Linked DNA regions of Homo sapiens: region 1 is linked to region 2. The links are chromatin contacts, found by Hi-C or POLR2A ChIA-PET in ENCODE. All regions are on one chromosome and are shown on one strand. The core of a region is the stretch at or near the end of the contact, and the rest is flanking DNA. Distances in the headings are between cores, read along the strand shown.

The links. Hi-C counts contacts between places; a loop is a spot of excess contacts on that map. ChIA-PET counts read pairs that join two places held with the same protein, here RNA polymerase II (POLR2A). Pooled maps may share reads with other maps.
Region 1: a pooled map shows a loop between it and region 2 (9-fold over the local background). The contact joins the promoter of AP5S1 here to the promoter of ZNF343 in region 2. A Hi-C loop is called at or near these places in 5 of 50 pooled maps. POLR2A ChIA-PET finds 5 or more read pairs at or near these places in 2 of 52 experiments (GM12878 and T-cell).

What each region holds. Positions count from the first base shown.
Region 1 is chr20:3,819,217-3,821,916 of GRCh38, reverse strand. AP5S1 (adaptor related protein complex 5 subunit sigma 1) reads right to left here and starts at 1,370. Exons shown (of 3, transcript NM_018347.3): 1 at 1,159-1,370. RefSeq lists enhancers at 987-1,326, 867-1,570 and a silencer at 1,567-1,846.
Region 2 is chr20:2,507,512-2,510,211 of GRCh38, reverse strand. It overlaps ZNF343 (zinc finger protein 343), which reads left to right and starts at 1,297. Exons shown (of 6, transcript NM_024325.6): 1 at 1,297-1,331. RefSeq lists enhancers at 1-471, 1,013-1,322, 1,973-2,032.

The DNA of each region.
Region 1 (2,700 bases), core at 121-2,620, 1.3 Mb before region 2:
CATAAGCAGAATAGGCATAAACTAAAAAAAAAAAAAAAGAAAAAAGAAAAACAAACAAACAAACAAAAAAAATCTCAGACCACCCTAAACCTAGTTCTACAAAACAACAGGTATCTTCAAAAGCGTCAAGGTCATGCGGTCATGGAAAACCTGAGGAGCTGCTCCAGACCGAAGGAGACTGAAGAGACCAGATAGCTGAATGCGACGTGTACTCCTGGATCGGGTCCTGGACCAAGAAAAGGGTAATTTGGGCCAGGTGTGGTGACTCACGCCTGTAATCCCAGCACCTTGGGAGGTCTAGGTGGGCGGATCACTTGAGGTCAGGAGTTCCAGACCAGCCTGCCAACATGGTGAAACCTCATCTCTACTAAAAATAAATTAGCCGGGCATGGTGGCGCATGGTTGTAACCCCAGCTACTTGAGAGGCTGAAGCCACAGAATCGCTTGAACCCGGGAGGGGAGGCTGCAGTGAGCCGAGATCGCACCACTGCACTTCAGCCTGGGCGACAGAGGGAAACTCTTGTCTCAAAAAAAAAGAAAGAAAAACAAAAGGATAATTTCCATAAAGGGCATTATTAGGACACTAATAAAAACTTTAAAAACATTTCAATATGGACTATGGGTCAGAAAAAGTCTTGACCAATGTTACCCGATTTTGAATGCAGGAGCTCGTCCTTGTTTTTAGAAAATAAACACGGATGGGCCTCTAAATATAGAGGAAACAGGATTTCATATCTGCAACTAACTCACTTGGTCCAGGGAAGAAAAAAGGCAGAGAGAAAAACAGAGGAAATAATAAGGTAAATGGGGCAAATGAGGTTACAACTTGTGAATCTCATCCAAGTGCATACAGGAGTTACCTGAAACTGTTTCAAAATAGAAACTAAATAATAGTAATGGTTATCTGGCTGGCTCAGTGGCCGGCCCGGGGGTTGAAAGGCGGCGGGTACACAGTCAGTGGGTATCTGTAGCTAAGGCTAAACAGACCGTCAGTTTAAACTGGTAAAATAGCAGGTTCGCAAAGGCACTTCGAGAACCGGAGCCCAGCACCCAATTGCTGACCTCCGCAACCCTCCAGCCGCCAGCAGAGCGCGTCATCACTCCGCGCCGCCGCGTCCCGCCTCTACTAGAGAAATGGTAGCGGTCAAGACAGCTTACGTCACTGCCTCCGTAACCTTGAGGCGCAAGGCACTTCGGGGGTTGTAGTTTCTTACTCCGGTCAGCCAGGCCTAAATGGGGCACCCCGCCCTGAATGTGTTGCCCCTGCAGCTCCGGTCCGCTGTCGTCGAGGCGTCGCCTCAGCCTTCCGTCCGGGCCCGCGGACTGCCACCAAGCGCTCCCCTCCGTGGCAGGAGAGCAATGGCGGCTGCGCGGCCCGTGGGCGCCTGCGCACGTCGGTCGCGGGCGCGCGCGCCAGCTGACGCCGTCGGGTTGGGCGGAGCGCTCATGTCCAGCGCGGTGCTGCAGCAGCCAGGTGCTGGCGGCATATCCCGATGCTTGGACCCTCGGCGTGGGCTGGCCTTGCAGTCAAAACCCTCCGGCCCCGAGCTGCCGGCAGGGACCATGCTGGTCACTCTCGCTGCGGGCTCGAAGCGTCCCCCGCTCGTTGCCCTAGATCAGCGGAGCCCCAGGCTGCCGACCCCGGCGGCCGCGAGGGGGCGCCGCGGCTCGGAGCGCGGAGTCTGCGGAAAAGGCCGGGGCCTAGTTGTCCCCGGAGGGCGGGGCGCGTCGCCTGCGGCCTTAGGAGGCTCCGGGACGGGCGGCGGGTGGACCTAGGCCGGGCCGCGCAGCTACGGGCTGCGGCTGAGTTCTTATCTAGCCAACATGCGTGAGAATCACTGGGGCACCAGTTCAAATGTACATTCCTGGGCTGTACCCCCGGAAATTATGACTTTGGAGGGAAATATGTGTATTTAGGCACATGGGTATTTTGCGCGGATTTTAAATACAAATATGTGTATTTTGCGCAGATTCTGAATTTGTGGGTTCCTGCAGCGGTTTAATGCTGTCACTCGGTTCGGCGCAGAACGATTCGAACGCTGCTTCTGGACTCTCAGTGTGTGTCCCTGGCAGATCTGTCAATTTCATTGGGCCCCAGTAAAACCTTGTAGAGTGTCGCCCAGGGCGAACGCTTAGTAGGGCTGACCAGCAAGCCCCCTTCTTGACTGGAGGCCATCAAAACAACAGGGAAGAGGTTTATACCTTAAACCTGAAAGGGGCACTCTGGCGCTAACCCCTATAGAGCCTTACGTAAAAGCCCCAACTTGGAGGCTTGGCCCATTGGTGTTTGGGGGCCCCACAAGGCCTGCCTGGGCCTCACTGCCTGACTTGCATGTGTTCCTCCAGCCACCACCACCACTACCACCCCCACCGCGACCATGAAGCTGCACCTCCTTTACCTCTTGGCATGTGAATGGCTTCAGCCTTGTCCCCCAAATGTGCCTCGGAGCCTCCCCCACTGACTGTTCCCCCAGCCTAGAATTCCCTTTCCCGGCTTTTTTTTTTTTTTTTTTTTTTTTTGCAGCCTCGCTGCCCGCTCCCATCAGCAATGCTCCTACCTCAGCCCCCCAAGTAGCTGGGACTATAGGCAGGCAACACATCCAGCTACTTTAAATTTTTTTGTAGAGTTAGCGTCTCACTGTATTGCCCAGGCTGGTCTTGAACTCTGGGCTCAAGTGATCCTCCCGCTTCTCCCCCACA
Region 2 (2,700 bases), core at 48-2,547:
TTGTTTGCTATACAATTTTTCATAATTCATTCTAAATTCACCTGGTAATTGGAGTAGCCATCTACACTAGTTAATTGCCTTTATCAAAAAGAAAAAATAAAACTTTTATCTGTGACAAGCGGGCAGTTACGAGTTTGGAGCTAGGCACCTAAGCTAAACTCCCAAGGTGACAGGGAGATAAGGGCACTATCTTCTTCACTGTTTACATTTCAAAGAGATGGCTCATCAGGCCTTTGGGGGAAACATTCCTCTTTTGTAAAGTTGGCAGGTGCTTATTCAGCCTTTCAAAAGTATCAGGTACATATCAAAGGAGCACTTATACATAGATTTCTCATGGAAATACTCCAAGGGCGTGAGGTCAGGTTTATTTCCCCTTCAGTAACAAGTAAAATTTAATTCAATTTGTATTTGCCATTAAGATTTAAACGCGCCTCCTATGAGCTGAAGGTCTGATCTGCAAACCCCTAATTGCCGTGTTGCAGAAGGTACCAGCGTAGCCCAGTTTTAAAAATATTATTAGTTTTAAAATATATACATTTAACTCCTGGGCTCAAGCCATCCTCCAGCCTCAGCCTCAGCCTCCCTCGGGGTTACAGGAATCCCAGGCGCGCGCCACCACGCCCGGCTCTAGTAGCCCAGATCTGAACCGGGATCTTAGATAAGAGGCCAGAGAGCCAGACTCCAGCCTGAGTGAAGCTTCCACCCTCCAGAAACTGGATGAGAGTCTGTCCCTAACTTTGAGGACTTCGACAAGAAAGGTGACTACAGGCCACCCACAGGAGTGCACTGGTGTTGAGGGTAAGGGTTCAACTGAGACGCTGGGAGGCGGCTTTGCCCTGCCTGTGTGTCACAGGCAACACGAAGTCGAATCTACATAGTGCTCACGCAAGGTAGTTCGCGTGCTATGGAGCCTCAGCCCAGGGAATTCAGGTGGTCCGGTGCAGTAAACTCTGTACCCAACACACGCCTGACAGACAGCGCATTGCTCCCGCTAGATTCGCCAATCGGAAATGACTTCTCTCGTTGACCCCAGCTTCCGGAAGCGCCTGCGGAAGCTGCCGCAGAGGCTTGTGGGGAGTGTAGTCTTTTTTTTGCAGAATGGGCCAAGGGGACAGAGACTTCACTCGGGAGCCAGAACCTGTTTTCAACATGGGTATTTTAAGAAGAGACGGAGAGGCTGTCACTGCAGTGGTCACTGTCCTGGAAAAGTAACCGTTGCACGGCCCAGAAGTGGCTCTGTGGCGGCCAATGGGAGCCGAAGCCTGCGAGGATGTTGGGAATTGTAGTTCTGGCGTCGGTCGGTGGCCGAGATCCCGGGCACGCTGGCTCTGGTGAGCGCGGCCTCCGCGGCTCCTTGGCCCCAGGATGCCCTCTCTCGTGGGGAAAGGAGGGTCGGGAAAGGCCGAGCGTAGGTTAGGACGCGGGGTAGAGTGTGGCCAATGGGGAGTGCGGGTTGGAGATATTTGGTTTTTGGAGGAGAGGGCGCAGCTCGCGGTGCTCATTGGGGCGAGGCGATGGGGTGAGCCCCTGCTTGCCCGGACCTCCGCGGACCTTTTTTCCCCCCGGGGGGACGAGAGTGACCTAGAACTCTAATGCCTGTCTTGAACCAGGCGGGATTATTCTGGGTCAACCAGTTTTCGAATACGGAGGGCGGCCCCAGTCGTGCGTCCTGGGGTTTATTTGGGCTGTGGGGTTGAGTTCTGCCAGGGCCAAATGGACCAACATCCCCGCGGCTGGGGTGGGGACGTGGCTAGGTCCGCACATCCCTGGGTGGTTTTTGGCTGGGGAGCGTCTTGAGTCCTGCATCACCGAGTTTTTCTGTTTTTTGGGTGGGGCTGGATATGTCCCGAGTGGTGACCGGGGTGGTTAGGGGGAGGCCGTCTCAGGCCTTGATGCTTGATGGACCTTGGTTTATTAGGGGTTGGGGGGTTGGAAGTGGAGGTGAGCTTGACGTGGTCAAAATATCCTGAGAGGGCCTGGGCGAGTGTCTTGGGTCAGGAGTCCCTGGGGTTTTTAGGGAGGTGAGGGAGGTTTCGTCCTCTGATAGTGGTGGGCTGTATCACTCTGACAGGCATCTAGGCAGCTCTTTTGAATGGGGGCAGGTCTTTTCTCTGGGACCTGTTGTCTCAAGGTGTGTCATGTGGGAGGTGCCCCCTGTGCTTTGTGGCAAAGTTCCTGGGTTTGGTCGTCATCTGGGTGGCCCGTCTGGCTGACTCCTTTCCTGGACTGCTTTTCCCTCACATGTTAGGGCCAAACATCTGGTTTGGGGCTGTGAAGGGTTAGGTCTGGTGGGGAACTCTGACGGCTTCTAGTTAACAATCCAAATCACTTCCGGCATATGGTGAGTTCTGGATATCAGGCGTTTAATTTTATTTTTAATTTTTTCGTAGGGACAAATTTTAAACCTACCTAGTAGAGCTATTCAGTGAACTGCCACGGACCTGTCACCAGATTCCACATTTGTTAACTCATGGCCAATTTTGTTTCATCTACATCCCCTCAACCCTATGTGTGGATACACTTTGAGAATTGTCAGACCCCACAGGGATTGGCCATTGCTGACATCATTACTGGCCCAGCTGGCTAAGCGTGTGGCGCTCCACAGCTAGACTTCAAATCTAGGCACTTTCTAGCATTGTCAATTTGAGGAAGGTGTAGAACTCATGGAGCTTTGGGGAGGTAAAACTTGCATGGTGTCTG